Regions from separate parts of the Mus musculus genome. Here all the other regions are linked to region 1. The links are chromatin loops, found by intact Hi-C in ENCODE. Cell type or tissue: left cerebral cortex. All regions are shown on one strand.

Evidence for each region. Hi-C counts contacts between places; a loop is a spot of excess contacts. Peaks named below come from ENCODE experiments on the same cell type or tissue, not always from the same donor. Only the 100,000 strongest peaks of a DNase experiment are listed, where the experiment ranks them.
Region 2: a loop joins it to region 1, with 2.9 times the contacts of the local background. A loop is called at or near these places in 3 of 42 quality-filtered maps.
Region 3: it touches region 1 in a loop (4-fold over the local background); 15 of 42 quality-filtered maps call a loop at or near these places.
Region 4: a loop joins it to region 1, with 4 times the contacts of the local background. A loop is called at or near these places in 15 of 42 quality-filtered maps.

Annotation. Positions count from the first base shown.
Region 1 is chr9:56,794,763-56,802,762 of GRCm38, reverse strand. Gm31586 (a long non-coding RNA gene) reads right to left here and starts at 5,845. Exons shown (of 2, transcript XR_379478.3): 1 at 5,686-5,845; 2 at 4,356-5,247. It also overlaps a transcript of Lingo1 not described here. In left cerebral cortex, CTCF peaks have their summits at 4,657 (motif pointing right), 5,677 and 7,995 (motif pointing right); DNase peaks (open chromatin) are centred at 6,433, 6,892, 7,340, 7,545 and 3 more places; H3K4me3 peaks cover 3,030 bases; H3K27ac peaks cover 3,205 bases.
Region 2 is chr9:56,651,699-56,659,698 of GRCm38, reverse strand. The region is part of intron 1 of Gm31642 (a long non-coding RNA gene); the gene reads right to left. It also overlaps a transcript of Lingo1 not described here. Among named protein-coding and RNA genes, the nearest start is that of Gm31642, 4.8 kb to the right of the region's middle. In left cerebral cortex, a CTCF peak has its summit at 7,933 (motif pointing left); DNase peaks (open chromatin) are centred at 2,304, 2,786, 4,304, 5,702 and 1 more place; H3K27ac peaks cover 7,178 bases.
Region 3 is chr9:56,736,129-56,744,128 of GRCm38, reverse strand. It overlaps a transcript of Lingo1 not described here. Among named protein-coding and RNA genes, the nearest start is that of Gm31586, 57 kb to the left of the region's middle. In left cerebral cortex, a CTCF peak has its summit at 4,580 (motif pointing left); DNase peaks (open chromatin) are centred at 1,829, 4,662 and 5,149.
Region 4 is chr9:56,722,323-56,730,322 of GRCm38, reverse strand. It overlaps a transcript of Lingo1 not described here. Among named protein-coding and RNA genes, the nearest start is that of Gm31586, 71 kb to the left of the region's middle. In left cerebral cortex, CTCF peaks have their summits at 975 (motif pointing right) and 4,302 (motif pointing left); DNase peaks (open chromatin) are centred at 6,084, 6,610, 6,946, 7,788 and 4 more places; H3K27ac peaks cover 3,960 bases.

The sequences.
Region 1 (8,000 bases):
TCCAGAGTACCAGTTGCCAGTTAGAAAGTGGTACAATAAAGGCAGCCAGTATTAGGCAGGCTTCTTGAAGCTGGCTCTGGGGAGTAGCACATAGAAGGTTCATTGGGACACAGGGTAGGGTGAGGGGAGCATAGGGCAGAGAGTGTGACTATGACGTCACCACACAGGCCGTCTGTTGGGCCATGTCACTGAAGAGCTGTCCTGAGTTGAGCATAAGGCTCAGGTCTCTAGCTGCCGAATGGCCAGTCCTTGGCTGTAGCTACCACTGTGGGGCAAGGTCCTAAGACCTGAGGCTTTCTCTGCCCAGGGAGAGGCAGTCATCTGTAGTCTGACCTCACCTCTCCCATCAGCAAGGGGGTAAACCCTTTATCTGAGGGACCTTTTGAGCAGGGCCCTGGGGTGTCCCTGCACTCTTGGTGTAAGGGACTCTGCAATAAGGCCTCGAAGCTGAGTGGGGTTAATTGGCAGTCAACAAAAGCTGTCCTGCTGTAAGGGTCTAGGGATTCCCCTTTGGACCCTCCCGCAGACACTTCTGAGTCTGCCCACTGTCCTCATAGGTCCCATATGTCTCCTTCTCCCTCGCTAGGCCTTCCCAGCAGCCTCTTCTTCATGCGCTCTGTTTCATCCCTGCAGAATGCCATAGATGATAGGCACAAATTTGGATCTAGCCACGTGCTTCCCATGATTAAAATATCCCTTCCTAGTGACCAGGCCCTGACCCTTGACCTGACACCCCAATACTCAAAGTAAAGGAACCATTTATTCATTGCTAATGTCAGAGCACTGTGGTTACTTCCTATTATTTTCATTTCTTTCCTTCAGCTCTCTTCCCTTCTTCTTTGTTTCTTCCTTCCATCCCTTCCTCCTCTCCCTCCTCCTTTCTTCTTCTCCTCCTTCTCCTTCTTTTTTGCTGCTGCTGCTTCTTCTTCTTCTTCTTCTTCTTCTTCCTCTTCCTCCTCCTCCTCCTCCTCCTCTTCCTCCTCCTCCTCTTCTTCCTCCCCCTCTTCCTCCTCTTCTTTCTTTACATTCTTGAGTTAAGAGAGCTTCCATGTGGTCAGGTCATGTTCTATGAACCACCGAAGCATGCCAGGCCTGACATGGCAGATACCAAGAGTTCAGTGTAGTCCTGGCTGATAGCATTCCTTCTCTCAGGCCATTTTCTATTCCATTAAGAAAACACTACTGCTGAGCCAGGCCCACATTGATCAGACCTAGAACTAGGGCTGACTAAAGAGTGCTTAGCCATCTTCTCCGTTTTCCTTAGAGACAGGCTCTTCAGGCCTGGGATATGTTACTTCCTGTTCTCCCCACTCTCCTGACATATGACCCTCTCCAGAACTTGGGATATGGTCTTCCTACTCATGGCCATAACTGTCCACGTGTCTCTTTGCCCATGGCCCATGAGTCCCTTGAGGACAGGCCTATGGGACTGGCAGAGAACTCATCCTTAGCAAGTAGTGACTGAATGGGAGATCTGTTCCTGAGGTGCCTGCGACAAGCCCCCAACGCCTCCTTCTCCAGCCAGCGACCTACCAAACTGCAATTTCAACTCTACTGTTGAGTTGTGGACAGGGCTCCTTTTCTGCCTAGCTTCTGACACCCACGACCCTATAGCCCTATGGCCATGGGGCCACACTTTCCTAGGTCTCTGTTGTATGTCTGTGCTACATGTCTCCTTCCCTGGGCAGCAGGCAGCCTTCTTGGGCTTTGAGCAGAGCAGAGCCCCTCCCCAAGGCCTGGGTGGGTGTGATTAGCATGGGAGAAACAGGTGTGCCAGAGCCGTCTCTGCAAGACCTCCATGACCTCAAGGTCACCTGCAGGGTCATCTCCACATCCTTAGGAAGAGAGATCAGTTACCCTCTGACCAGGGACTGCAGAGCTGTTGTGGAAAGCAAAGCAGCGCACGCAGGCTAGCACATCTGAGATGGAGCAGACCGCGTTCTAGACCCGCTCGGTGGCACTGTGGCAGATTCTCCTTCTGCACGGCTCCCAGGCTGGTCAGCAAGGATTCCCAGGCTCTGAGGTTGTCTGACAAGGAAGAAACCATGAGAGCATAGGAAGATGCCTCTCAGGGAAGAAAACTGATGGAATGTCCCATCTGGGAAGAGTGGAGGAGGGATGGGGAGCACGAGCCAATGGCAGGCTTGGGAAGGCCCTGAAACTCTGGTGGAGCATTTTGCTTGTCTTTTCCTTTTCCTTCTTGTGGTAGGCTATGGCCCAAGATGGAGGAGACATAATGCTTACTTATCTGAGGCAGGGAGGGCTAAGTGCTGCCTAGGTAGACTTGGGAGAAGCCAAGCTCTCCTGGTCCCTTGAATTGTCAGCTCAGCTACAAAGCCCAAGTTTCTGAATATGCCTTGCCTTGTGCCAGGCCCTGGGCCTCAAGAAAAGTGGTTGCTGACTGCAGGGAGCAGAGTTGTGGTATCAAAAACAGTTGGAAAGCGGGCTCATCCTCCCTTGCTTTGAACTTCCAGGGTCGCTCAGAGCCTCAAGGCTGAAAAGCCAACTCCCAACACAGCCCACTAGAACCTATTGCCTTGGCCTCACATTACAGGTAGCTCCATCTCCAATTCCATTTCCTTGCTATGCTCTGGTCACATGGCTTCTCTCTTTGTCTTCTCACCACAGGGCCTTTGCATATGCTGCGCTCTCTCTGGGGTGGGGGTCCACAACTTCTATGAGTTAATGTCTATTCAACCCTTTGGTTCTAGGTCAAACACTAAGACTAGATGTCTCTCCCGATTTGCCAAACCATGTGAGCTTCCCCTGCCCCAGTCCTCCACTTAATGCTTAGCTTTTCAGATCTATTTTTTTCCTGGATGATGGTTTACATCCCTTTCTTTCCACACTAGGGTTGCTGGATATGTCCTCAATACATGTTCCCAGAAAGAATGGTAAATACAGGCTCTCAGTTCGAATCTTGCTGAGCTTTGTTCTTTTCTTCACCCTGGGACTAGAGTCAGGATTTGAAGTGATAGGAGACTCCTGTGCATCGTGTGTTAAGCATAGATTAAAACGGGAGTGATGGAAGAGGTTGCTGAGGGACAGAAGGGCTTTTGGTGGTGGGGACAGATAAGTGGGTAAAGACTTGGGGATGGGAAAGTGCCATGCATTTATAAACACAGGGTAGACAGCCTAGCTTGCTGTGATATTTCTCTGAACCCTCTGAACTTCACCATTTTCTTTGACCCAGGAAACAGAGGCTTGTGGAGTGCTTGAGTGCGGAGAGCAGAAGCCGCCCGAAGGAAGTGAAGTATTGGGTGACTGCGCATTGTTGACGTAGGTTGAGCCATGTCAAAAACCTTAATGTTTCAGCCTGGTGGAAGTAGCAAAGTCTCCCCTGGGTGAGGCTCAGAGGGCTGGCAAAGCCTTCCTCCTGGTCCAAGGGACAACAAGTGTCCAGTGTATACAAAAGCAGCAATTGCTGCTCCACGTCCTGGATGATTACAGCCCAAGACTGCTCACCTGCAGAGACCTTCGACGGTGACCAGCTAAGTCCTGGCTCTGCATTGTGCATAGTGAACTCTTCTGCTCACTGTGGTAATGTGTGCGTCAGAGCACGCACACACCCCATTTGTCCTTAGCTTTCCTGTGTCCACCTACCTGTGGGTCTGTTCTTTTTTCATTCCCTTGCTGCCGGTAGTCAGGGTTCCAGACCCAATCTTCATGGGTCGTAGCAGGTGGTAACTATTCGCTCCTTCCTGGGATTGATTGCCTGTAGGTGTTGCCAGCCCAGGCTGGCCCTTGCTTGACGACTGTGTCAGAAACACAGCCACGTTGTCCTTTACTGGAGGTGGGTGGAAGCAGTGATTGGACCTTGGTAAGACACCCACAGAACTCCTGGAGGGAGGGGCAGGACTAGACTTGGATATACCAAGGAAGAATAACAGAACTAGACTTAGGTGCCTAGTTCCTGATGGGCCACCTTGTTCCCGCATTTCAGGGGGAAGTAAAAGCTAGAGAAAGTGTGTTAGATGTGGGGATTGCATTGCAAAGCAGGAAGCAATGATTCCTAAGCTTATACATAAACGTCTGTGGTTTCCAGGACAGGAGAAGTAGGATAAATGGATGGGGACACAAGCTGTTTCTCTGCTTGGATTGCAGGGCCCCTGGGAAATGGCTGTTTGTCTCTGTTTGCTTCCCTTGGGCCACCTGGATGCCCTGGGTGACTCCTCAGGAGGTGTGTGGAGCCAGAGCCAGCAGTCATGAGCTCATCTCCCTGGGGGCTCTGGGAAGTCTGATGGGAAGGAAGAGGAAAAGGGGCCAGAGAAGGAGAAAATGGAGACAGGAAGGGACTTTAGGAGGGGCCACAGAGCCAGGCTTAGAGACAGGAAAGGAAAAAGACAGAGGGCAAATGCCACTGTGGTCTGATTTACTCTTACTCTTCTGTGTTATTTCCCTTAGGTCCCCATCCCCCACCCCCATTTGGAACTCGATTCATAGATCAGGCTGGCCTCAAACTCAAGAGTTTCTCCTGCCTCTGCCTACTGAATGCTGGGATTAAAGGGGCGTTGCTACTACCTGGGCTGGGGCAGGGGGAAAGGGGGTTGGAGGGATGGGCAACTTCATGATAATGAACTTGAGAGTATCCAGGTCGCATCCTGGCAGAGCCCAGTCTGGGCTTCTCCCACTTCCAGCTCCTGTCAGCAGGGGGAGGCTGTGCTTCATTAGGCTGCAGAAATGGGACCAGAGGCTGGAGAGAGCTTAAGCAAGAGAAGCGCCTTCCTGCAAAGGCAGTTTAAGGTGGGAGGTGAGAACCGGACTCCTACCTAGATCGAGCAAAGCTGTCTTGCTGCTGCCCCAGAATTGAAACTCAATACAAAGTTTCTCAATAACACACACAGCATTCCTTATTTCCCACTTCCTGGTCTTCCCTTAGGTTTCTTTCTGAACGAGATTTCTATTCCTCCCCGTCTGGTCTCCCTTTTCGCCTGGCCACCTCCAGCTCACGCTCTGATGGATTCACCACCACCTCCTCCAGGAAGCTGCCTGGGCTCTCCTGCCACCCCAACAGTTCTATTATACCACCTGCTTCCTCGTTTTCTGTTTGATGGAAGTGTCTGATACTACTGCACCTAGCACAAGTTGGGGGCAACAAATTAGATGCCTAGGGACCAGCTGGGTGAAATCAACAATACTCTGCAGAATTGGGCTGCAGGAGCCATGAACAGGAAAGTCCAGGGAGATGCTGTTTTGTAGAGTGCTGTAGCGTAGTAGATTCCGGTTCTGCTCACTTTTGCCTTTCCCCTGTTTGGATGAGATGGGAGAAGAGTCAGAACAAGAGACAGGGCAACCAGGACCTGAAGAGGCTGGACTCCAGCACCCCGATGTCCTCAGAGCAGCTAACATATCAGAGCTAGACAAGGCGCTAGAGATGATGGAAGCCCATGTCTTTCTTAGGTAAACTGAGGCTCAAAGAAGTGTAAGCATCTGCCCAAGGTCACATAGACGGGGAGTCCACCTTGGGCCAGGAGCCCTGCCCTTCCTGCTTAACAGGTGTCTTCAGCTGGGATGGGTTAATGTCGGGACAACTATCTTCCAAATTCTTCCTCCCAGGGCCCCATAGTCCTGGAAATCCAGCCTACACTCTCCCCAGATCCCTGTTGGCCCTCAGGCTTAGAGCAACAATCGCTGAGCGCCCCCTGGATGGTGTGATCTGGGCCGTTCTCCTTCTCCTTGACTCACCTCCAGCCCCGGAGGACTGGAGCCCCGCGGATCCGGCCCCAACTGCACCACAGCCCGGGCTTGCTCGTGCTCTGCGAGGCCGCTCTCCTCGGAGCCCCGGGTGGGGCAGGTAGAGCCGTGTGCACTATGCCTTTAAGTCCCGGCGAGATGAGCGCTGTGAGTCGCAGCCGAGGCTAGCGCGGGACGTCGCCATCAGCCTAGCTCAGGCCAAGAGCAGAGGGACAGCGGGGACCCTCGCCGCCCACTGTGCGCCCGTAGCCTGGGCTCAGCGAGCGGCGGGCGGCGCTCGGTGTGATGCGGAAAATGTGAGAGGCAGTGCAGGGCAGTGGGGAGGTGGGCGCGGAAAAGGGCGGCGGCAAGGCAGAAGGAAAGGCAGCGGGAGAGGCCGGAGACTGGTCGGGGACAGGTGGAAGACAAGAGCAGCGACCGAAAGAATCAAGAGCACACGGCTGTGGGCGGGAGTGCGGGGGAAGCCGCAGGAGTGGGGTAGCTGGGCCCGGGGCTGGGGTTGTTAGCGCGGCCACGACGGGGCAGGGCACAGCGGAGGAGCGGGAACGCCCGCCGGGTGTCCTCTGGGAGCAGCGGGGAACGTGAGGCGCGGTCGGCCCAGGAAGGGTCTCGCGGAGAGGTCGTTGTGGCAGCGGGGAACCTTGATGAGCTCCCCAGGAGGGCGAGAACCCAAAGTGCAGAGTCGGGTGTGTAGCGGCGGGGGTGTGTGCGCGCCCGGGTGTGCGCGAGTGTGAGCGCACGGGCGGGTGGGAGCGCGCGTTAGGGATTCTGCTGGCATCGCAGCGTGGAGAGCAGGAGGCAGGAGCCGGGCGCGCAGGGGAGCGCGGGGGCTCTGCCGCGCACACGTCGTGCGCGCTCTCTTGTGCACATACACTCTTTTGCACACACACACACACACACACACACACACACACACACACACACACACACGCCTTTTCTGCTTCGTTGGTTGCTGCTGCCACCATCTCGGAGCTGAGCCCTGCGGAGCGAGAACCCAAGCTGGAGCTGGGATCGGAGGCGAGCCCAGCCTGGTGATGCCGGCCCAGAGCAGAGCCCCGCGCGGACGACTAGCTCTGATGGTAAGTGTGGCTGGGTCTGGATGCTGCGGCTGGGCTGGGGCCGCAGGGGTGCAGGCGGGGAGCTAGGGTGTCAGCCCGCCGGCAGCGCCGCGTGCGCAGCCTCTGATTGGGCTGGAACCTCGGGGGCAGCCGTGGGGGTGGGGTGTCGAGTGCGCGTCCGTGACGGGCGTGCACGCTCAGCACCCCCCTCAGCGTGACCGCGCTCCCCTCCTGCTGCGCAGCTCTACCAAACCCTCACCTGGCTCGGAAATCATCCAGGCTTGGAGCAACTTTGCGGGGAATTACCGGGCGTGGTGGGCCTGGAGGCGGTGGGGGTGGAGGTGCTTTAATGGTACAACTTTGGCTTTTCTTTCAAGAGGAGAAAACAAGAGGGAGAGTCGGGTGGGGGCTCTGTTGGGCCCCTGAGGGGTCGAAGGTTGCCTCTCTGACACTGCATCAGGTCAACCATGGGATCTCTGGGACGCCTATCAAGCCCAGCAGTACCCCTGGAGTTGTCCCCATACAGGATTCCTGTGACCCTGCCAGGGTCAGGCGGGACCGCGTACTGACAGCTCCACAAGGGCCAAGAGATGTCTTTGCAACTACCATGAAGGTGCGGGAGTGGGAAGGGTGCAGATGTGTGACCGTGAGTGTGTCCCTGGGTGCATCCTGCTTGGTGGACTGGCTGCTGGAAGAAAGGAACTACCTGACAATGGAAACAACTGTGTTTGAGTTGTGCTACTTGGAGGACTAGATGCCCAGCACTCAAGAGGCTGGGGATTGATGGGAGGGGCATAACCAGGCCCACTAGCCGGGCATATCCATCCCACCTTTTGGCCATTGATGTCAAGCCTGTCTCACTCGGTGTATCCCCTTTCCGGTGAGTCTCTGCTGGGCCTGTACTGGCTGCTTCAGGAAACATTCCAGAGTTCCCTTGCTAAGTCTTTATCTCCAGCACAGGCTCTTCCTCCTCAAGGAAGCAACTTTTGGCTGCTGATTGATCTTGAATCCTTCCAGTTCTCTTCTGTACAGATGAAGCCCATATACACTTTCCCCTGGCATTCAAAGTACAAACCTTTGGGCGTTGAAGCCTTGATCTTAGCTTGGATGTTACTTGGAGGGGCCAGCCAGTATCTAGCTGGATTTTCTAGGAAGGCAACCTCTACTTGTGACAAGCTTTCAGGTGTAACACTTCCTTCCACCTCTATTATCTCCCTGGAGTCTGTCAGACACCTCAGGAGAAGGCAG
Region 2 (8,000 bases), 140 kb after region 1:
GCTGGGCATCTGTGCTAGGCTGCCCACAGCCTCTCCCAGCCACCAGCTTTCAAGGTCAAGCTGCCTGGATATCCAGTAACTGATCCAAGAGGCTTCCATTAGAAATCTCCCAGCCACAGCCAGCTTTTTCCATTGGCCCGGCACTCCACGCTACAGCCTACCCTGTCTAGCCTACCCATTACTCAGCATCAGGACCCTAGAGCCTCTGAACAGAGACAGGGGTGGCACCATTCTGAACTGACCCCCAACCTATCAACTGCTGTGTTCCGTGTGACAAACTCCTTCTCCTCTCTGAACCTCTGTGTCCACACCTAGGATGGTGTCTGGTCATATGATTTTGATATCAAAGTGACAAGGGGAAGGGACAGAGTGGCCACTCTGATGGGGGCCTCCGAGGAGCCCTGCCTGGGGGCCCTCAGGTGGGAAAGGTCTATGCTGGGACTCTTGCTTGTCTCAACAAGTTCAAGCACATATTTCAGAAAAGGTATCGTTAAGGCATTTGAACCAGAATCTTAAGAAGGAGTCTCCTTGACCTGAGACCTGGGCCAGGCTGGCCTCCAGAGTGAGGGAGAGGGAGAGGGGAGGGAAAGGAGGGTGAAGCATGAACAGCTCTGAGAAGTGATGCTTCTCCTCTGCACATCTGACCACAGCAAGCCCATACGCATGCCTGGCAATCTCAACTGTCCTCTCAGGGATCCACCAGGCCCGGCAGACTCTAGTCCCTGCCCTGCCCCGTGCTCAAGCCTACATCCTTGAGGAATCTCTTCTGTCCTCTGTCTGTGTGTTCATGGTCACATGTGATCCCATGACATCAACCCAACCTAGAGTAGCTACTAAAGAGACCCATGTCCCAGGGTGCTGAGCTCTGTGATAAAGCCCACTGATGGTCGCAGGGAAGTAAGGCCCAGCTGGGTGTCTCTCCAGGCCCTGCTGCCAGCCCATCTGTCTTCTTCCTCAGGGGCCCCAGTCTATCTACATGATCTTGTTCTGCCAGGGAGCGTGCCTGTGTTTCTGGCCAGCACTGAGTCCCCTTTGCCTGATGGACCTGAGTGAAGAGCAAATTCATGCTCAGCTGGTGTTGGTTGAGTGAACCGACTCTTTGGGCCTCAGTTTCTGGAGCTGTACATTGAGAGAGAACTCCACAAGTGCTGGGCCCCAGCTGCAGCAGGTGAGAGGGAGGCTCCACCCATCTCGGAGTGAAGATGGAGAGTATCAGAGGGAGGGACACCAGGGTGAGCCCAGCTGAGGTATGGGCTGTAGAGCAGAGCAGGGCCTTCCCCTTAAGACCTTCTACCATGGCCTGGGCCATTTGTGTGCTAGAGCAGAGGTGACCAGAGTGAGGTGTGACTCCTAAGGCCCTTTCCCTTCCACCCCCAGGAAGCAGATGGGCCAAGCTTGGGCGGGCGGTAGATACAGGCCTGGCATTTGTGTATGTGTGTGGTTTTTTAAAAAATCTGACACATTTTTGTCACGTCTTGGTTCATCAGAACAGTGAAGGAGGCGGGAGTGTGAAGAATGTTTTAACTCGCAACTTTGTAAGAGTTCCAGGTTCTCCCGGGCTCCTCCCCCTCCATCAGCCTCCCCTCCCCATGGAGCCTCCAAGCCCATCTGTTCCACAGTCCCTGCTCCCTGCCCCCATCTACCCATCCATCCCTCCTTCAGCAGAGACATAATGGGAGGACTGTGAGAAGGGCTAGGCAGGGAGACAACAGCTTTTGCTTTGTAGTCCTGCTAGACCTGGACTTGCTGTGTGATCTTGTGTCGCTTCTACACACTGTGCCCCATTTATGTGTTCCTGACGGGTCTGGCCCACCACCTGTGGGTTCTCTGGCTCTGACATGCATATAAATGTCTGCTGGAAGGGTTAGAAACAAGAAAGCTAAAAGTAAAACCCACATAGAAAGATCGGGGTTCATAGCCTCCAGAGAGCATGGGTGCAATGGGAGGAAATTGATCAGTCTTTGCTCCTCCTCTTCCTCCTCCCACCTCTTCCCCATCACCATCATCATCACCTGCCGCGCTCACCCAAGAGATGGCCCAGGGCTAGCTGATGTCTGAGGTCAAGTGGGGAGGAGATGGGAAGTACTGGGAACCCAAGTACTACTTACGTTCTACTTGGTACCAAAGGGCCCCAGCAAAGGATGCAGGATGGGTGCTGAGCCATAGAAGACTTGCTCTTTAACCACCAGCCCTGCAGCCCCCAACCCTGGCACCAGCTTCCACTACATTAATCATGGAAATGCCAGCTGGCCTGGAAAAGCAGGGTTATCTACAAGGCAGGCTGGCAGGCACTGCCCTGGTAGGCATGAGAAGTTTGTGAATAGGGAGGGGCGGTGCCCTAGGGCAGCTCAGCCAAGGCCTGGGCTGCTTCTTCATTCCATGGCTTAGAGATCAGGGCTCTGGCCCCCTCACCGTTGCTTGGCAGGGAGGCCTTGGTGCCATTGCCAAGGACAAGAAAACCAGCACCTAGCTCCCCTTCTGTTCCCCATGCCCTTCCATACCTCGCAGGGAACTCCCAAGCCCAGCGTTTATATCATACAGCAAGGGCAGAGGAGCAGGAGGCAGATAAGGCCCATCTCAGAAAGCACCAGATCACTGCTGCCCACAGACAGCTCCTGTGTATCCTGCTGGCCCCTCCACGGGCTGCCAAAGGACAGCCGAGAAATCCAACATGCCCCTTATGGCAGCCCCAGCCAGACCCGGGGCCGGCTGAGTCAATGCGCCCTGCTCGAATCTCGCCATATGGGCGCTGGGCGTCTGCAGGGGGTGGAGCTGGAGTTGCCATGAGAACCCGCACATTGGCATTTCCTCTTTTGGGAGACTGAACTACGTTCTGCAGGCAGTGTAGGCTTCTGAATCCCAATTCTCTGTGTTTTTAGGAAGGGAAAAAGGGCAGGGGAAGGGGGTGGAAGAAGGCGAAGAGAGAGTGTGGCGGAGTCGGGCTGACAGCTCCAAGGGGCAGCTGGCTGTCTGGGACTGTCGAGGATGGACCAGGGGCTACTCTTCCCCTGGACTCAGCCCAGGGACAAAGCTGGGTCTAGGATCCCTTTCGATCACTAGTTCTGGCCTTGAGTAACTTTTTTTCCTTAAATCATATGGCCTTGTCCCTTACCTGTACCTGTACTCTCTCCTTTCTGCTCTCAGTTGCTCAGGGCAGTGGAAATGGCATAGGGAACATCTAAAAGCAGAACATGCAGGCCTTGCTGTAGAAACCTTAGTTCCCACAGTGGGCTAACAGCACCAACCAGGAGGCTCTCCATACACCTAGGGAGAGGCCTGAGCAGAGTTCATTCTACCATTGTGCCTTAACATAATAGTTCAGGACACATCTCTGACAACAGGTGAGTTAGAGATATGGGCCCAATCCTGGAAGGATGTGACTAAGGTGACTAAGTCCTGGGGAGGAACTACTTGGGCAAGGGGAAGAGTCAGGTGACCAACAGGTTGGAAACTTGCTGTAGAGGAGAATGCTAGCTCTGACCCATCGCACTACCCCAGACATGAGGCAGGTCATGAAACACTGCTGCTCTGTCTCTTGGGGCCAGGTAGGAGCCCAGGAAATGAAAGGGGGCCCAAGGGAGGGACATCTGGCTTTCTTCCCATGAAGCTGTGGGGTAGAGAGGTAGGGCAATGAGCCACCACAGCCCCTGGTCCTGCCTCCAGTAACAGCAGAGCCTGGATGTGGAGTCCTACTGGGTTCTAAAACCTCTACTTAGTTCCTGAGATAACCAAAGGGAATGGCAGTATTTGGCCCCTAAAAGGACTGAGGCTCAGAAAAGATTTATAACTTATCAAGGTCACCTTACTAGAGGGAGTCCCGCTTCCAGGGTGTCCAATCTCTGACCTCTGACCTCTGACCTTCAGGCCTCCCTCACCATCTCCAGCAAGCCACCATGAAGGCTGCAGGGCACAGTGCTTAGCAAAGAGTAGAGGAGGAGGAGGAAAGGCAGTCCCTGTCCTCACTGCCTAGGGACGCTGACCATATCCTGCATGGGGCAGCTGTGAGAGCCCAGCTTGGAAGGGGCCCTTTCCTGGCCTCATATGGATTGGGAATGAGTCCTGCCTTTACTGAGTACCCGCTCTGGCTCCCACTGCATGTTGTTAAACCTTCCTTAGCCTCCATGTCTTCATCTGGAAAGGGGTGGGGGACCACAATGACATTGTGTCAGTCAAACTAGCTGACTAAACCCCTAAGAGTTCCCACAACACCAGCTCCTTCCTCAGCCTGTTATATGGACTAGTTCCTTGTCACTCAGGACTCCCCGGCTGACGGCTATAGCCACCATTTTAACACGTACAGCCACAGTTGCCATGGCAGCAGGGAGAAGCATGGCTAGTTTGTCTTGTGACTCATGTAACTTCCACTGAAGTTCCATTGTTCAAAACATGTCACGGGCCACGTGTACCTCCGAAGGGGACAAGAAGTACAACCCTTAACCACATGCTTAAAGGGAAAAAAAAAATCACCAGAGACCTGGTAAACATCCCCCTTCCTGATGGCCTCAGGCACCTGCCACACAGGGATGCTATGAGCATTGAGTCAGCTAAAGCGAACACACAGAATGTACCTAATGAATAGGAGCGCCTCTCCCCTGGGCCCCCAAATCTAAGGGGACCCACCTCCCTTCTCTCTCCTGGCCACGTCCCTCAGATGAATTACCAGCGCTGACAATCCCTATCACAGAGATAAAGACCTTTAGCTTTGGAATGGAGACAGATGGAAACTTCCCCAGGGTATGGTATGAAGGCAGCTGGGGCAGAGAGAACAGACAGGTGCTTCACTCGGCTGAGTCCCTTTTCCAGCCCAGAGCCTCTTTTAACAAATGAAAAAAAAAAAAAAAAAGCCCAGCAGATCTTGGTAATACCTTAACTCTATTAAGGACTTCATAAGACCCAGATCAAATTACAGCTCCTGCAATCGAATGGTAAATCCGATTCCATTCAACAACTGTTCCATTCAACACCACAAGGGCCTAGGGGGTCTGGGTATCCCACTTGGCTGGGGACCTGCCTCTCAATTCACAAAAAAAGGTGCCACTCTCCCTGGCATGGGTGTGCTCTAGAGTTTAAGATCACTGAGTAAGTCCTGGTGTGTAGGGGAGAGTGTGACCTTGGGCAACTCCTTCTCTTTAGGTCTCTGTCTCTCTCAATTCAAAGACTGGCCCAGTCCCCATCCCCATGTCTGACCTTGTGTTCTGAGGGCACTTCTCTTCAAACTGAGGAGACCACGGTGGGAGGAAAGGCCTTACTCCTCTTCCCTCCTTTTGACCTTTCCCCACAAGCCAGGCCCTGTATGCTAGACCCCACTCTGCCCTGCAGGCACAGTCGTGGAAGGACAGAAGGCTGAGGATCTGTGGCAGATGAGAGGCAGACATCACCCAGAGGATATGTTGACATGGGGGAAATGATTTACTTGTTCTACATACACACACACACACACACACACACACACACACACACACACACACACCACACCACACACCACGTGTCTCCTCCAGCCGCAGCCACAGGCAATAGATGGTGGGTTTGTTTGAGAAGACGGAATAGCTGTCAGCCACTGTCTTTCGGTATAGTTCTGGAAGCCCAGAGAGGCTCCTGAGTCTCTGGGGATGCTAGAATGAGACCCCCTTCTACCTAATGAGTTCCTCTCAGCAGCAGAAGTACTAACTCCTTCTGGCACTTTGCGTTGATGAAGCACTTTGTGTCTGCTTTCCTATTTGATCCCCACAGTGGCCCTGAGAGGGATGCTTCTGTCCCATAATTCAGTCCTTAATTCAGAGAAGGCAAAAGGTATGCCTGAAGTCAATGAGTCACACCCTACTCTCATGCTGGTTGACTCCCTGGTCTATCTGTGCCTGCCTTTCAGGAGTCACGTGAGCCTCCCTCTGGGATCTGGCATGAAGGAGAAATGGATTCTGGCTTTCCCGCTCTGGCTTTCCCTGACTTCTCCAGAATCTAAGAAGTGTCCTGAGGCATCTCTTGCTCTACCTCAGCCCAGAATCCCTGAGGATCCATCCAGAAATCCAACGACTTCAAGACCTAAAAACATCAGGCCCCTCTCCCTGGACACAGACTTGACAGAAGTGGCCAGTTCATCAGGTAAAAGGGCTCAGCATGGCACTGGCCAGACTGGAACCACCTCTTCTTTCACTTGGGGGAGTTCTGCTGATCGAGCAACCTGAAGCTTGGGTGTGGTTGCTCATTATTTGAAACTGTTTGCCTAGAGTGATTTCAAGACTCTTGAGTGAGAGATGGCTCAAGCATCAGGGTTCTTGCCTGTTAATGCCAACTGTCTTAGTCAGGGTTTCTATATTCGGCTTACATTTCCACATTGCTGTTCATCACTGAAAGAAGTCAGGACTGGAACTCAGGCAGGTCAGGAAGCAGGAGCTGATGCAGAGGCCGTGGAGGGATGTTCCTTACTGGCTTGCTTCCTCTGGCTTGCTCAGCCTACTCTCTTATAGAACCCAAGACTACCAGCCCAGGGATGGTCCCACCCACAAGGAGCCTTTCCCCCTTGATCACTAATTGAGAAAATGCCTTACAGTTGGATCTCATGGAGGCATTTCCTCAACTGAAGCTCCTTTCTCTGTGATAACTCCAGCTGTGTCAAGTTGGCACAAAACTAGCCAGTACACCAACCATGAACGAAAGTAATTCTGAGTCAAGATGGTGCCAGCACCAACCACTGCTTCATACACATTTGAGGTCTCATAATTTGACCTTCAGAAAGAGCTGGGCCATGTTTTCTAGTTCTGGCTTGCTCATAGTTCTGGGCACGGCCCAGGCCATGCAACCATCAGACCCCGTTAGCCTCTCAGCAACTCCAGCACCTGCCATTTTTAGATCAGTTGGGTTTCATTAGCTTGTTTAGCTCTCTCAATACCAGCCTGCAAATTAGCAGAGGGAAGGTGTTAACTGGCTCCTAGGCTCCCATGCGGCTTTCTGAGCACTGCTCATTCAGCTTCTGTCATTCAGTCACTCACACAGAGCACGCTGATTGAGTGTCACGCCCTGGGATGCACAAGTGCCAGGGGCAGAGCTTGCAGTCACATTTCTATAAACAGAGCGTTCACTCTTCTTCCCGTCTGTTCCATAAATGTGGCCTCTGTTGGGGTGGGGAGATAGCTCTATGGCTGAAATTTTTGCCATGTGAGGGTGAGGGAAAGAGTCCAGGTCCTCAGAAACCATGAGAAGGCCATAATCCCTGCCCAGGATGCAGAAGGCTTAGTTGGACTCAGAGCAAGCTAGATAACCAGACATATGGGCAACCTCTGGATTCAACTGAGAGACTCTTTGCCTCAAATAAGACAGAGAGAAATCAAGGAAGACCGTGGACATCAACCTCAGGCCCCCATCTGTACACATACGTGCATGCACTTGCACACGCAAAAGGAACATTGCTTTTGTGTATGAATGTACATGCGTGGGTGAATCCACCATAGCTGTCTATTCACTGAAGGTATTCTTTCTCTGTGCTTCTCTATGTCTGATCCAGACCTCTGAAGCCACCTTTGCGGCTAAATACACTAGATCCAGCCCAGGAAACACTGGCTCAGCACAGGCTCAGGGGTGGCTGAGGACAGCCAGCAGAATCAAACCTGTACACTCCAGCCTGCCCATCACCTCCCCTCCCTCATTCTCATCCCATCCTCTATGCCGTCCACACATGGCCTCTCTCCTATGACAACCCTTCAGACTACTTTTACTGTCTCCTCATCCTGAGACTACCTCATCTTTGACCTGGCCTCTCCCTAGACAACTTCTGTCTGTCCTTTTCTCACCCTTCAACTGACTTCCAGAACAGGAGGGAACTGGAATTCAGGACAAGGATTTTGCCCGGACTGGATCCAGATCTGGCCTCTGAGCTCCAGTAGGATGACTCACTGCTCAGCCCTGACAGAACCTGCAGGGTCCAGGTTGCCCCCTGCTGGATGCCCAGAGTTGCCATGGCGACCCTCTGCCAGTCTTCCCAGCATGGAGACAATCAAAAAATAACA
Region 3 (8,000 bases), 59 kb after region 1:
GCTCTCTCTGTACTTTCGGAACCAGGGACAGGATTTAAGGCAAAGGGGCCCATTTCTGAGTGCCTGCTGTGCGCTAGGTACTGTGGTCATCACAGCACGTCCACATGAGGTCACTTGTTCTTTACAGTCACTTTATGGAGGCTGGCGTAGTGGGCTCTGTTTGTTCAGGTAAAGAAACAGAATCTTAGAAAGTAAATGGGACCAGGCCTACCTGGGTGGAATTGGCTCTCACAAGGTACAGGTTGACAGAGCTTTCAAGTCCCTACTGTCTTAACCAGCCTTTGTCTCTGATAGAAACTGCTCTGTGACACTCACCCTCTGGCTCAAAAGTTACAGAGCTCTTATGGCCTTGTAACTTCAGGCCAGAGACCACTGAAGGAAGAGGAAAGCCCACAGAAGGTGGTGTGTGTGTGTGTGTGTGTGTGTGCGCGCGCGCGCGCGTGTGTGCTTTGTCTTGTATTCGCCTGGACCACAGACTGCCAGCCCTCTGTATCTGACCCTTCCTTACCTCACCTGGCTTGCCCTCAGGTGCTATGCAAACCTCCACATGAGAACACCTTTTCTTTATGGGAGGGGATGGGTAGTTTGCTCAGTCTTGAATCTAGGGAATTTCTCAGCCTCCTTCAGGAAGCTTGAGGTAGCTCCTTGCAGGCTGAGTGGCACACAGCCCACCCTGGAACACAGCTGACAGGTCCCGGCTGAAGAAAGGAGGCACACTGAGGTCTGGGTCAGGATGACTTCCAGCCAGGACAGTCTCTGCCCTTTTGCCCCTCGCCATTGGTTGCAACCTTTACATTGCCTTAGTCTTTTTTACACAAAAGTGAAGTCCCAAGGGTTGGTTTTGTTTTGTTTTGTTTTGTTTTGTTTTTGAGTGTGGAGAGTGGCTCTGTCTGCAAGATTCCCATGAAATAGGAACGCACTCTTGGTTGTTTCTCTATCAAGGATACCGAGTCAATGAAAGGGTAAGTCGCTTGCCAGGGCCACAGACTAACTGGGAAAGCAAGGACAAGCGCCCCGAGGTGGAGTTCCAGGAGCTGTGCTTCTAGAAGGAGGCCTGACCACTCCCCCAGCCACACCCTGCTGCCCAGGTCTGCATCCTGTCTCCTAGCCATTCTCCTCATAGCAAACCAAGCACCTAGGGAAGAACAAGAGAGCCAGTTTGGATGTGGCTGAGATGTGGGGCCCCACCAGTTTGGTAGAATCCTCACAGATTAGCAAGCAGAGGTTGGGAGGTGGGGGGTGGCTTGCTCTGTGGTGCATGGTGAGCAACAGGCTTGCCCAGTGCTTTGATTCAAGCCCACCTACTTCTTTCCTAGATTTGGTTGTAGAGATGGGGCTGGAAGATACTCGAGGAAAGGCCAGAGGGAACCCTAGTAGCCACCCTTTCCCTCTACTTTGCCTCCAACCCCAAGCCTTGTGAACTGGTACATTTCCAATCTCCCTCCCATGTGTCACCATTAAAAAAAAAAAAAGAGGGGCTGGTGAGATGGCTCAGTGGGTAAGAGCACCCGACTGCTCTTCCAAAGGTCAGGAGTTCAAATCCCAGCAACCACATGGTGGCTCACAACCATCCGTAACAAGATCTGACGTCCTCTTCTGGAGTGTCTGAAGACAGCTACAGTGTACTTACATATAATAAATAAATAAATCTTTAAAAAAAAAAAAAAAAAAAAAAAAAAAAAAAAAAAGAAAGAAAGAAGAAAAACTTAGGAGGGGCAGGGCGGGGCAAGCCATTGACTTAAATGTTTAAATTAGCCTCACTTTGCTGAAAGCTGGGTGTCAGGATAAATCCTTTCCCACAGCGTCATCTATCTTTTCCTGAGTGGGAAGTTGGTGAATAAATGAATGTTCTTCATATATTATTATGGCTGACACAGCCAAGGCCAGGAGAGGCAGCCTGCAGTGATTAACGAGCAGATCTGGGGCTAACAAGCTGCAGATTGGACTCCTCATCAGGCCTGGAACCTGGGGTGCATGCTACGGTGAGGGGTGAGGGGCCGCACCCCAGAATCAGGGAGATCCAGCGATCTCTGTATTGGCCTGGATTGGGCAATAAGACCTGGGCCACTCCTCTCCACTCTGCTCTGCCTCAGCGTAGCCACTGCCTATGGCTGCTGCTCTCCGTACCTGTCTCCACAACTATCTGCAATCCTCTGAGACCTGAGGAAACACAACTCAGGGTCCATGGAGGGAACAGAACTTTGCATTCAGAAACAAACATAAACAAAACCAACAGGTCACAAGACCTTTATACCTCTCACCTGGCATTGGGACGCCAAAGACATCTGACCAGGTCTTCACGCTACCCACTGAGCACTAAGGGAATGGAAGGCTGAGGAAGAAGCACCATCCCTGTGTGGACTGCAGGGACCCAGCCTCTGCCCATGCAAACTGGCTTTCCTTTCTTATCATTCCTTCTCATATCTCACAGGTTGCGGAGTTGGGTGTCTGTATGCATAGGGGAACCTGCACAGGAAGGATGGTGGCTGAACCCAGGGGCATGTGATGAATGTGGCCAAGTGTGCAGCACACATGAGGGCATGTGGCAATAGTGTCCAGTGGCACACACACACACACACACACAGAGCAGTATGCAGTACCCTCCAGGGAGGTAGTAGAGGGGACTGTCCCTTAGAGCACCCTGTCCTCATTAGGTGGTACCTTTGTGGTTATCTTTCAAGTTAACATGTTCTGATGGGGCTCTTATAAGAGACCAATATGCAGAATTAACTGAAAGCCACACTAGTGCTCTGAAGGAGGGAAATGACCAGACACCTCAACAGCTAGGAGCACTGATTGTCCAGCTCCAGCTTGGCCTTCCTTGGTACATGGTATGAGAATGTTTGTTACCTTGTGTTCAGAGATGTGCCTGTGGTTCTTGTGTGGCAGTATATGCCGTGTAAATCTGGTTGATGAGTGTGACCACGAGTGAGTCCCAGTATACTTTGTTGTAAATATATGTGTGTGAGAATTTATGTGGAGTGGAGAATGTATGTTCACTCCCTGTGGTCTGTGGCCAAGTCTGCAAGTGTGACTGTTGTTGTGAGTTCTCTGGGCCTGAGGAGAACATGGGTTCTAAATCTGTGAGGCATCACCCACACATGTAGACTTATTTGGAGGTAGCTGGGTTGACTGGGGCAGGGTCTCTCCTGACTTTTGCTTGTTCCTATTACCAATGCCAGGCCCAGGTCCTCCTAATGAGCCTTGGCTTATCCACATTGTCTCTATAGGATAGGGGAGAGACTTGGTTGAAACTCTGATGGAGAGACCCAATCCTTAACAAGGCCTCAGAGGTGGGGGAGGACACTGAAGTAGTTAAAGGATAAACCACACCAGGGCTCCCAGAGAAGTTTTCTGGAGGAGGGGCTAATGGAGCCATGGAGGATGGCAGGGACTCAAACTTGGCAGAGAGGAAGAAAGGCAACCTCCTAGGTGGAGGAACAGCAAGGCATCTTGAGGGAGGGACTGGGGTGACCCATAAGGTCCTGGAGCAGAGAGAGGCTAAAGAGGTGACGGCAGAGCATTCAAGGCACATCAGAGGCTCAGGAGATGTCGGAGGAATGAAACCAGTCAGGGAAAGGTCCGTGTGGCCCCCAGGAGGGAGTGAGGTGGGAGGTGTATCTGGGCATCACCAGTGACTACACCTCCGCCAGCTCAGCCACAGCAGTGTGAGCAGCTCCAGGGTCACTGCTTGGACATGACTGAAGTTGTTTCACCTGTGGATAGAGAAACAGGCTCAGGGGTAGTCACCTGCTCGAGGTGACAACACAAAGCATCCTACCGGGACTGGATTCCAGGGTGGACTTCAAAGCCTGTGGCTCTTCCTCTCTGTGTCTCAGTTTCCCTATTGGCACCATGAAGGCCCAGAACAGACGATCTTGGATTTGTCTACAGTTTATAAGTTTGGGAGCCTTCTTTAAACCTTAGAGTTCCCTCTTATACATGAGAGTCTAAGCCTGGCCTTTGGAAGGAACGCCCTCACCAGGCCCCTGAGTCTTTTCCTCTTCCACAGGTGTGGGGTCTGGCCAGAGTTGGACTTTAGGAGTAGGACTAAGAGCCTGTTGTCTGTGAGAAGCGTCTCCAGGCTCCTGGAGGGGGCAGGGTGGGGACTGCCTGAGTCTATTTGTTCCTAGAAGGGAAATACTTGCCTCTAGGGAGAATTTGTAACTACCTATGTGGCCTGGTCCTTTATTGGTCCAAAGGGCAGAGGGAAAAGCTGTATCTTCCTATGTGCAGCCATGACAGGTTTGAAGGACCTGCCACTCAAGTGCCACAACTACCTCTGGGCTGGAGGGCTGGAGGCCCCATTTTACAAGTGAAGCTGAGTTTCATGGAAGTGTATGACTTTCCCAAGTGGGTCTGAGGTCAGGGCTATGGTAGGCAGACTATGCCCTCCCGACGAGTCTCAGAATGTCCTGGAAAGGGCACAGAGAGGATGTCCTGACTTCTGAGGAAACAGCCAAAGGCAGGGTATGGGGGACGTGGGGCAGAAAGCACACTCCAGACTCAGCACAGCCTCTCTCCAAGGTCTCTGAACACAAGCCCCTGCTGAGACTGCCACCTGCTGTCTACCCACATAGTCAGCTGTGCTGCTCTGGGTAGAGTATCCTGTCTCCCTGTCCCAGAGAGGCGGGCATGCCTAATGAATTAATTAATGTTGGTGAAGTACTTGGAGATCCCAGGCTGAAAGGTGCTCAGTACATGCAAATCAGAATGATTGTTATTACCCATAATTATGGAGTTTCTGCTGGAGAAATTATTCAGAAGAGGACGGTGTCTGGGCCAGCAGAGGGCCTGCCAAGATCTGTTCTGCAGTGGTGGAGGAACCAAGCAACCAACCAATCAAATCACTTTTTCCTTCCTTCCTTCCTTCCTTCCTTCCTTCCTTCCTTCCTTCCTTCCTTCCTTCCTTCCTCCCTCCCTCCCTCCCTCCCTCCCTTCCTTCTTTTCTTCCTTCTCTCCTCCCTTGACCCCTCGCTCCCCACACCCTCCCTCCATCTCTGCCTTATTCTCTCTCCTTGTTCCCTCTTTCCCCTCCCTTCTTTCCCTCCCTGGTCTCCTCCCACCCCTCCCTCTCCTACTGCCTCTCCTAGCTCTGGGCCTGTTGCCCACTTTTCCCACCACACATGCCTTCTTTGTCTCTCATAGAGACAGGCACCTGGCACCATTAGAAGGAAAGATTGGACAGTAGCCCTTTGGATGATGGAGGGAGAAGGATGTGGGAGTGGGAGTTCACTTTCTCCTCCGTTAAGTGGATCTTTGAGGGGTGTCCTGTGCCTTTTTGGGTGTGAGACACAAGTGTGGCAAAGCCCGAATCTGGGTTGGCAAGCTTAATGTTGCAAGGCTGGGCCATATGATGTTTACATAAACATTGTGCGTGTGTGTTTGTGTATGCACACATGGTGTGTGTGTGTTTCCAGCCCCTCCCCACATCAGGCAGTGTTCTCAGTACAGCTTGGGGTCTTTGGCTGGATTGTTGATTCTTTATGATTGAGGCAGAAGCTTTCCCAGCAGTCTAAGTGATAACCCCCATGCTAACAGTCCCTTGTGGTACCCACAAATAACAATCCAGTCAGATCCTCACTCTCGGTGGTAGTCTTCCCTCACCCCCAATTCCTCTGCTGCTATCCTTGGTGCCCATCCTCCAGAGAGGGAATGCGTTCAGCACCACGGACAGCGCCCAGCTCACCTGCTCCCTCAAACTCCTTTCAGCCAACAGCCTCAGAGGTCAGTTTGACCCTGGCTCTACTTGCTCAGATGTGGACACACCAGAGCCAGGAGAGTGCCAGAGACATCTGAGCACACACAGAAACTCAGCTTTAGGTCTGAACTCCATATACTCTGGCTTCCGAATCCCTACTGTAATGGGGGAGCTTTAAAGGGACTTTTAAATGTCAGCAGACACAGAGAGCACAATACCTACTGTGTTTCCATCTCTGTGGCAAGCTTGGGGTGGAGACATCACATTTCTGTTCTCTCCTGCACATGAGACCCACAAAATAATGTCTCACCCGCCACTTCTGGTGGGGTGCTGGGCACAGTCCACCAACTGGGGGCTTGATTCTGCCGTACCTGTGAGGCCGAACAGGATCTTGCAGGGTGGAGCAATTCAGGACAGCTCCCAGGAGGAGGTGAGTGACACCTAGGACTGCAGAAAAGAAGGAGGAAGCTGCATGGGTGGGAGTGAGAGGCCCTTGGTGGGCAGAAGGCAGACAACAACTATGAGTTGGAAGGTAGGTAGTGTCCTTGCAAAGGGGCCATACAGACCACCAGGACATGGGCACCATGGGCTGTTTCATTCAACTTCAAGGGTAGTCTGGCCTGATGCCACCCCCTCCTTAGCTGGGGCTAGCTGATTTCATCTGGAACTGACAATAGGCCGTGGTCATCTGACAGGGCCTTTGTGCCTTATCACCCTGCCTGTAATTGTTCCGTCCAGCACACGCTCCTTTTTCTCCTTCAGCATTTGTCAGAAAGATGGAGCAGGGTCCCAGTGCCCTGTGGGAAGGCTGGGCCAGAGAAGGCCTCTTGCTGCCCATCTATTTGCGTTGCTTTTGCCAGCCTCCTGAGTCGCTTTGCTGGACACCATGGGGCTGTGTTTGCCTTTGGATAATGAAATAATGTCCTCAGTGAGGAAGGGCTGGGGCTCCTGCTATTAGCTCAGCCACCTCCTTTAGGACAAAAGTCTTCATACTGGGCTTCTGGAGATGGCAGAGAGGTGGGAAGTCAGCAGGGTGGGCAGCCTGCTGTGGGAGTAACAGGAGAAAGATGGAAGCTGAGACAGCCAGGGCCAGTGATTTCCCAGGGACACATAGATCTGTGCTCTATCTTCTGATCTCCTCCCTGCAGGCTTTGTGACCCTGGCCAGGGAATAGCTGACCTCTCTGGATGACATGACAGAGCTGGGTACTCTGCACACTCAGAGTGTGCTGGTAGTTTGATGGTTACTTCTGAAGACCAGACCTTTACCTTGGCATTGTCTTGTGTGCATTGCCATCTGACTATATTCCCCCAACCCCTAGGAAGGTGATTTTCTTCCCTCACCTCTGCCAGGGCCTAGGATGCTGTGTGGCAGGTTAGATGGAATGGCTGTATTCAAATAATAATACATTGGAAGTGACCCTTCCCAGGTTTGGGGCTTGACCTTCCTGCAGCCCATGGGGAGAGTCTGAAGATCACGCTAAGTCATCAGAGCACAAGAAGCTGATGGAGAAGCCGAGGTGCCGGCGACTCGAAATCCTCCCTATCCAACTTCAAGGCTTTTTGTTGCCCTTACAGGGTGTCCCCACCATCACGGGCCTTGTCTCTTTTCCCTGTGTGTGATTTTACAGCACTCCATGTCCTCTCACATTCGATGCTACCCTGCAGGGGTCCTAACTGGTGATGGTGAAGGAGGCCACTGATCTTGAGCTTCGTATCCGTGCAAAGTTCCATTCAAGTGCTAACTCCATAACGCCAACTAGACAAGGGAAGGCTCTCCAGGGTCACTCAGAGACATAGTATATCATGCAGAGAGTGTATCCAGTTTAGGACAGGTCAATCTAGCATCCCTGATGACATGCCCACTCTAGTCCCTTCCCTAAACATAGAGCAAGAAGGGACATGGTCAGGCCAGATACTCACAGGCCTTAAGACTCCACCCCAGCATGTACCTTCTGGGATTTCCCTGACCTGTCTGGCCTCCTTCCACTTGGCTCTTGAATGGAAGTGACCCTTCCCAGGTTTGGGGCTTGACCTTCCTGCAGCCCCAAACTTCTTGAATGGTCCCATATCTGATTCTCTGCTTTCTATAGAGTGGGATTCTTAAGGGAAGAGAAGGGGAATCCTGCAAGCCAAAGTATTCCTATCATTTACCAAACCTTGGCATGTAGTAGATGCTCAACTAGTACTGGCTTAATGGAGGGATGAGCGGCATTGTGGGGATTAAATAATATTAAGCACTTGGCCCTCAACCAAGTATTTATCGAGTGACAAAACATCTTTGGGCAGAATAAAAGGGG
Region 4 (8,000 bases), 72 kb after region 1:
CATGGGGTTCAGAGAATGAGCTGGCAGCAAGGAACTCCTTATGGGGGGAGTGCCAGGGCTGGCCACACTTAACACCAAGACAGTTCCTTGTTCTCTGGTGACCAACTTTACTCCAATCTCTGCCAAAGTCTAAACCTTCAAGTCCTCATCTCTTTCAACAGCATGTCATCCTTTGGAATTAGTTTTCCTCGACTATGCTGTGACCTCGTCATAGCTGGTGGGCTAAATACAAGTTTGGAATTTGCAGGGTTTCTGGCTGGGAGCCATGTGGCCTCTCTGTCCTGCTTGGCTACTGTGGTTAGCAGTTTTATGTTCACACAGGCCTAGGTTCTGTTCTATGCCCACCATGAGCTAACATGGCTCTTCGGGACGTTCTTCTGACTCGGATCTCAGTTTATTCCTCTGTAAAGGGGGCTGTAGCTGCCTATCTCAGAGAGGCTCCGGGAGGGCAGGGAGCCCCTCCCCCCACAGCACTCTGTAAGGCTTACTGTCTGCCTCTTTGCACATCGGCTGTAGAAGGCTGTTGTGGGCAGGGCTGGGTCTGCTCCCAGTTCAGAGGCTTCTAAAAGTATGTCCAGCCCCCTCATGCTTGCAGCACCTTTGGCCTCTCCGGGCTGGCATGGGGGCTTCAGCAAGGTTGGCTAGCTGGAGCAAACCTTCTCCTTGGACCAGTCAGTCACCCCTGTACCACAGCCCCTTCTGCCTGATTTAGGGCCCAAACCTCTCCCTGTCTCTGCCTCACCAGCCAGCTTCCTTCCTCTGAACCCAGGGCTCCTTGGAGCCCCTATGGCCTCTGATTCTGCTGAGGTCTTGGTAAATTTTTCAGGTCTGCATGGAGGCCCAAGTGCCTGCTTCTGGAAGCAGAGTAGCCTGAGCTTCCTGTACCTTCGGGCCTCCCTGATGCCTGTCCCCAGGAGGCTGCACCGGGAAGCTGGGGTGGGAAGGTACTTGCCTTCAGACTGCAAGGTCAGACTGGTTTCTTCCTGCCAGCAGGAGGCCCTAGGGAGAGAACAGGCCAGACCTTCCTGGGTGGCCAGACCTGCTGCTGCTTGTGGGGTTGCAGGGAATGTCTTGGAAGGAGATTTGGGTTATTTTTTTCCCTAGGCCCACATCCCTTTGCTTTTCCTGTATTTTTGATCTGAGGGGGCCAAAGATCAAGCTGGTCCAAGGGCAGAGAATTGGAAACCTGAGATATCCTTGGAGCTAAGGGCTACCAAGCAAGCATGGAGCTGTGTCTTGAAAGGTGCACAGGGTTTAACGAGGTCTACACAGAGAGCACGTGGGCCTTGGGTGCTAAGTAGATTGTGGATCTGGTCTCTTTCTGCTGGCCGAGAACACCAGATGAGGGACCCCATTTAGTAGCATGCTCCCCATAACATCCTTGCTCCTTTCCGGCCTGGTAGTCTCATTGTCCTTTGGCTCTCACTAGAAGGACACTTTCTACGGAAGGCCTTCCTTGATCGCTGCCATACCCTGGGGGCTCCCTGGCCTTTCCCGTAAAGCTCTTTCCAATATGTTCTCTACCTGTATGACCACTGACAGATGATTGCCTCTGTCACCAGGCTTTATAAGGTTCTTTAGGTCAGGAGACTCAGGGTTTGGTGGTCTCAGCCTCCAGCCTAGTGCTTGGCACAGAGTAGATGCTCACTAAACAGCTATGTGAAACTGAGTAGGACACCAAGCAAAAAGAGGTAGGACTGAGAGCTGCCCAGTGAGGTGTGCACGGTGCCCGGGTGCAGTGAGCCAGGCTCCTTTGTGTCATTAGGCAGCTCTTTAAAGAGCTGTTTGCAGGAACAAAAGCCACACAGCTGCCAGAACCCCAGTGGGTGGTTGGCCTGCTGAAGAGCAATGGACTGAGCCAACTTGTCACACACACACCCCAGGCAGGCTGGTGACCCTGGGGAGTGGAGCCAGCCATGAGCTGGGGGCTGTGGGAAGCAGGACCATTGGTGGGCCCAGTCCTGACCTCACCAAAATTATGTTTCAAACCTGCAAGAGAAAGGGGATATTTTTAACCTTGTTCCATGAAGGCATCCCAGGGGAGCAGGGAGGGAAAGGAGGCAGAAGCCAGGTTGGGGGAGGGGCCTAGAGCAGGGCTGGGGGCTTTCAGAGAGCCCCTGAGAACAGTGTTTCCCCCTTTGTCCCCAACCCTGTTAAATTTTTTAAAAGCTCCAAACAGCAAGAGGGACAGTGGAGTTCATTATATCGAGTTATCTCCTCCGTTTCAGGCGAAGATCAATCTTATGAGTCTTGCAGCTCCAAGGGGGAAGGGAAGAGAAGGAAAATGGGAGGCGAAGGAAAAAAACTCCCTGGACCAATTTCCGCTGGCTAACACGATTACCCGGCTGCCTGGCAGCAGCGCCAGCTGTTGGCAGGCATGCTGGCCCCCTGCCAGCCTCTCTCAGCTGCTGGCTGCCCCAGGGCTCCCTCCCGAGTGGGGTGGGTTGGCAGGTGTGAAAGCCCCACGTGCCCCTTGGTTGGGGCTGCTGAGCGTGGCATCCCAGAGATGCTGCAAGCCCCACTGGTACCTGTCAGTCCCCCACTGTCACAGAACAGCCTGTGCTCGGGGTCCTGCCCTGATGAGGGTGCCTTCCTGCTTCCCACGGGAGACTTTTCCTTCAGAGAGTTAAGTCGCTGATAGCTGGCTCCACTAATTTATTTATTCACTCAACAAACAAGTTTCTGAGGATTCACTTGGCAGCACACAGTTCACACAGAAGTTCAGAGGCGAACAAGGTATCTGTGGTCTGCATTGAGAAAGAGACAGACAAGGGACAGGGACACACATACCCAAGCAGGGCAAGGACAGGTGCAATATAAATGCTGTGAAGGTGTGAAGGTGAGTGGTTAGTATGCCCAGGCACTATACTTGCGGGCTGAGGGGAGGGAGGAGCTTTGCACCAGGAGTAAGATGTCTACAGCCTGAGGCTAGCCCACCTAACAATGGCCAGAGGCCACAGTGATTGGAAGGGGGTTCTGAGAGTGGGGCAAGCCCTGAAGGCGTTATGATGGGTTGCTGATACAGGCAGCCGCAGCATGTCCTGAGTCTGCCGTGGGCTTTGAATTGTTGTCCATAAGAGTTGCCCAATTCCAGCAGGGTGAGAGCAGAGTGGGACAGAGTGGGAGCTGAGTCCTCAGGGACTGGATGTGTTTTAGGAACAATGTCAGTGGCTGGTGATGGTTTGGGTGTGGGTGTGGGGTAAAGAGGAGTCAAGATGGAGGGAGATGTACTTTAGGGTTAAAAATGAAGTTCTGTGTTGGACGGGGCTTCTAGGAGGGCAATGACAAATCGGCTTCTAGTTCTGTAGCTGTGCTCAGGAGACCGGGGCTAGCACGAGGGAGCCAGAGGCAACTGTGTCAAAATCCCAGACCCGAGAAAACCAACCAAGGAGTGAGGGGTCAGGAGAGGGAAGAGGGCCTGTGAACACTGACCTCTGATGTTTGGAGTGAGAGTGACCAGAGGAGAGTAGTCCTGGGAGGCCAGAGATAAGTGTCTACATGTGGGAGAAGCCATCAGCTCATCGGATACCGTCCAAATCTTGCGGACCAGGGCATAGAGCATGACCATTGGTCTGACCAAACGGCTTTCTGAACATCTGTTATGATCATCTTGTGGAGTGGAGGGGATCGGAGCCTGGCTCCCGAGAGCGCTTCGATATACTAGTCAGGACGGCACTGAAGACAGAAAGAGCTGAGAGCTGAGCATCTTTTCCCTCCCTCCCTCCCTCCCTCCCTCCCTCCCTCCCTCCCTCCCTCCCTTCCTCCCTCCCTCTTTTCCTCCAGCTAACACTTCCTGCCATGATACTGTGCTAGACTGGACCTTGGGCTTAATCTCTCTGATTCTTAGGCTTTTGATTTTTTTTTTTCTTTCTGCAAAAAGGAGATGTCACCTCAGATGCCACTAGATCTCAGTGACTAAGACTCTCCCTGTGTAGCCAGGGCTGTTCTGGAACTCACTGTATAGACCAGGCTGGCCTTGAACTCACAGAGATCTACCTGCCTCTTCCTCCCAAGTGCTGGGATTAAAGACGTGAACCTGGCTGGAACTAATCTTGAGTAAAAGCTGTCATGGGGAATTAAATAACATGTCAGCCAAAATACGTGTTTGGAGGGCATTTGGCAACAATTAGAAAAATCTGGAGTGGGTATATGCTTTGACCTACTCTTAGGGAATGTGCCTAATGAAGTGCATTACACAAGGAAGCAGAATTCCCACCACCCAGTAGGTAATGTTTGAAACAGAGTTGGAACCCTCCAGGCAAACTTCTTTGGGGCTCCTAGTCATCTGGAGAGGGTGTGCCCCCTTGTGGAGGAGCACAGTATAGCTCGTATGGCACTTCCAGGCTCCAGACTCTGGGTGCTCTCTAACTAGGAGCCCTTGGGCAGCTCACCATTCAACACCCCGGTATCCTCAAGAGCAGTGGTTCTCAATCTTCTTAATGCTGCAACCCTTTAATACAGTTCCTTATGTTGCAGTGACTCTCAACCATAAAATTACTTTCATTGCTACTTCATAACTGTAATTTTGCTACTGTTAAGAATCATAATGTAAATATCTGATATTCACATGTCTGGTATGCAACCTCCAAAGGGCTTGCAGTGTACAGGTTGAGAACCCACTGCTCCAGAGAATGATGGGCTGAGTGTCCCCATGTCAATGAGGACCAGTGGGGTTAACACATGGCTCTCTTGGCCTGCCATCTGGTGTACACGTAGGCACTCAGTGAGCACAAGCAACAGTTGGTACTCTGTGAGGACATTTGTGGAAGAACACAGGATCCGGTGCACCCTGTGTAGACCCTGCATATGCACCTCTCTACAGGTTCACGTGGACCCCAGAGGGCACTCAGTACCTCTGAGAAGTGGCCTGGAACAGGAATTTGTCTATTGTACTTAAATAATAAAACAATACTATGCAGTGATAGAAATTTAGATTTTTGTTGTTGTTGTTTGAAGCAGGATTTCTTTCTCTGTGTAGCTTTGGATGTCTTGGAACTCACTCTGTAGACCAGGCTGGCCTCGAACTCAGATCTGCCTGTCTCTGCCTCCTGAGTGCTGGGATTAAAGGTGTGCATCACCTGTGTTTGGAAATTTAAATTTTTACCTCCTCTTGGAAGTCTTCTAGGACTGCACCAGCCCAGAGCTCTCAACTGTCAAATCTGTGTTTGGAAAGCAACCCCATCTCACCCCCATGGCTGCTATGAGCGTGTGTGTGTGTGTGTGTGTGTGTGTGTGTGTGTGTGTGCACCCTCAGGCTATGAACTTCTTGAGATCAGACTATATATTTTGCAGGTTAGATAAAGGTTCAAATCCAAAAGTTTTCAAAATAGGACCCTGAATGGCAGTACCATTTCCCAGGGGGTCCTGCTTGAAATGCAGTCTCAAGCCCACCCAGGACCCATTGCTCAGAAACTGAGGGTGGCAGTAAGCTGTGTTTGCCCCCTGGTGATGGATGTACCTGCTGGTAACTACTGATTGAGGGATAAAGGGCCATCCCAGAGTCACAGGGTGAGCCAGTGACATAGGTGAATTGGGCTGGGTCAGGGTACCAGGCATATGTGGGTCTTGATTCTCCATTCTTCTCAGTTCTCCTGGGCCCTGCTGGACCATGGCCCACATCTGGCCTTGCAAGTGACTGTGAGGCCCAGCCCTTTGTGTCCAGCCACCAGACAACTGTTCTTGCTCCTGTGTATAGTCAGGGTGGGGTATTAGGGTACAGTGGGATGCGGTGGTCTGCTTCACATATCTCAGAGCACATGCGGAGCCTGGGCTGGCCAAAGCAAGCCCTAGATCTCAGTCACCAGCTGCTCTGACCTGACTCTGGTTTCACTCTGTGAAACAGGCTGGGCATCTTTGGGCAGCCTCTCCTGCCCCTGGGGCAGAGGAAGTCTAGACTGAGCAGAGGCTTGGATGAGGCTGACTACAGGACACGTCTGTCTGGATGTCTGCTCACCTCCTCCCTGCTGTTTCTCTGCAGGAGTCCTGCTGGCGAGCTGTGAGCCTGGAGTGAGGCCCCAGAGAGGTGAGCAGTGTGGTTCCTTTCCTTCTTCCATCTCCTGGAGGCTGCCTTTGCTTCTGCAGCCGTGTGGGTCTGCTAAGGGTTTCCTGAATTAATGGACAAGGCTTAGGGATCAGCATGGGGGCAAGAAGGTGTCTCATAGTCTACTAAGGCCAAGGTTATGGGCATTCAGGGCCCTTCGGAGCAGTCAGGGCACCAGCCAGTAGTGAGGCTTACCTACGCATTTCAGGAGAGCAAAGCTGTGGGCCCCTAGGTGAGGTAAATCAGGTGAGGAAGTTGGGGCTGGGGGTTACTTGGTAAGTCAGACACTGGGTTTCTAGGGTGTCTTGTGCTGAGATCACCCTGAGGACCCCGTTCTTCCCATGAGCACTGCTGGCCTGGGGTGAGGCACAGCCTCCAGATTCAGGGCAGACACTTTGCGGGGGGCCTCTGTCCTGATGCCCAAGACACTCCTGCAGACTTGGGGATTTTAATTTCCTATCATCGCCTGAATGTGGCTGCTGAGTCAGCTTCACCTCCACAAACTAAACCAGCAGGAGAGACTATGGAGTATGGCACTGGTGCAGTGAGCCTCCCCCGAGCCTGGCAGGGGGGTGAGTGAGGTCATGAGCTGAGGGTCAGGTTCACTCCTCTCTGTGTGGTACCCTTTCCTTCATTTTCTGATAGGTCAAAGGGCGCTTCTGAAAATTAATCCTTCTGGACATTACTTTGTGTAGAGAAGACGGTGCACACAGTTGGTGCTCAATAAACGGTAAAGCGCACACACCAGGTGCTAAGCAACAGAGGTGTGAGAAGAGAGGGAGGACCTGAGGGTCAGGGGAAGCTCAGCACTCCATAGCTGAGCCCTCTGCCAGGGCCTATTGCTCCAGAGCAGAGAGTTGCCCTGTAGCAACATCCCAGGCTGCCTACCTGGAGGAGGGGCAGTAATTGCTCCTGATTTGCATGCTCAATCACCTCTTTTTAAGTCTTCAAGAAACCTTTCCAGACTTTAATTAGCTCGTTCGTCTTAGCAACAGCAGTCTTGGGAAGGAGCAGTTTGTTCCCTTCTTAGAGCTGGGGGAGCCAAGACTGGGAAGGGATGGAACCCAGTAGTGAAATAGACTGTGGTCTGGGTCCCCACTCCTAGACCCATGGTGTGTGTGGGAGTTGGACTATCACATCCTAAAGAAAGTGTGTGGGACCAGGAGGCCACAGTCAGCCAGCACTTCTGACCTTCATGGATGTGACCTGCTCGTCTCTCCTCTGCGTTTGGACCCTGCCAGACATCCAGCTGCAGCGTGCCTCCTCAGATAGGCCATCTTGCAATCACTGCCTTTGGTGTCCCTTCCTAGGGTGGCAGCACAGCCTCAGCCCTGCTTAGCTGGGTGTGAGCTCAAGCTATCGGCACTCGTCCCAGGTGGGGCTGATGGTGGTCACTATGGGGAGGAATAGAAATGGGCAGGGTGGTGATCTGGGGAGCCCGCAGATGTGTGGGATTCAGAAGTGTGGATGTTGTGTGGGTCCAGGGAGCAGGGGAGAGATGGCCTCAAGTCTACAGGGCTGTCAGCATTGCTGGATATGCTTCTGAGCAATTAGTGGGCCGGCCCTGGGAGACCTCTACGATAGAGAAGACTGCCTGTTGGACAGCGCCCAAGTGAGCATGTGTGTGAGCATGTGTGTGAGCATGGGCTGAGGAAGGCCTGGGAAGAGGTGCTGAGAAAATCCAGGAGTGCTCCCATTAGCATCAGCTAGGGCAGTGGAGAAGGGTGGGGCATGTGGGGGCATGGCTTCCTTTGCAGTCAAGGCTGGGCATGAGTTGTACCAGCCTTGGACAGTGCTCTGCCTTGAGCAAAGCCATACAGATTCCACAGGTGGACACCTGTCTGTGGGAACCAGTGTTTGGTATAGGCAGCTGAGGCCAGGAGGCTTAGAGAAAGGGCGTTTGGCAGGTGGGGTTGCTGGCACTCCTGACCGTATCCTTGCTGCATGGCTCTTCTGGCCC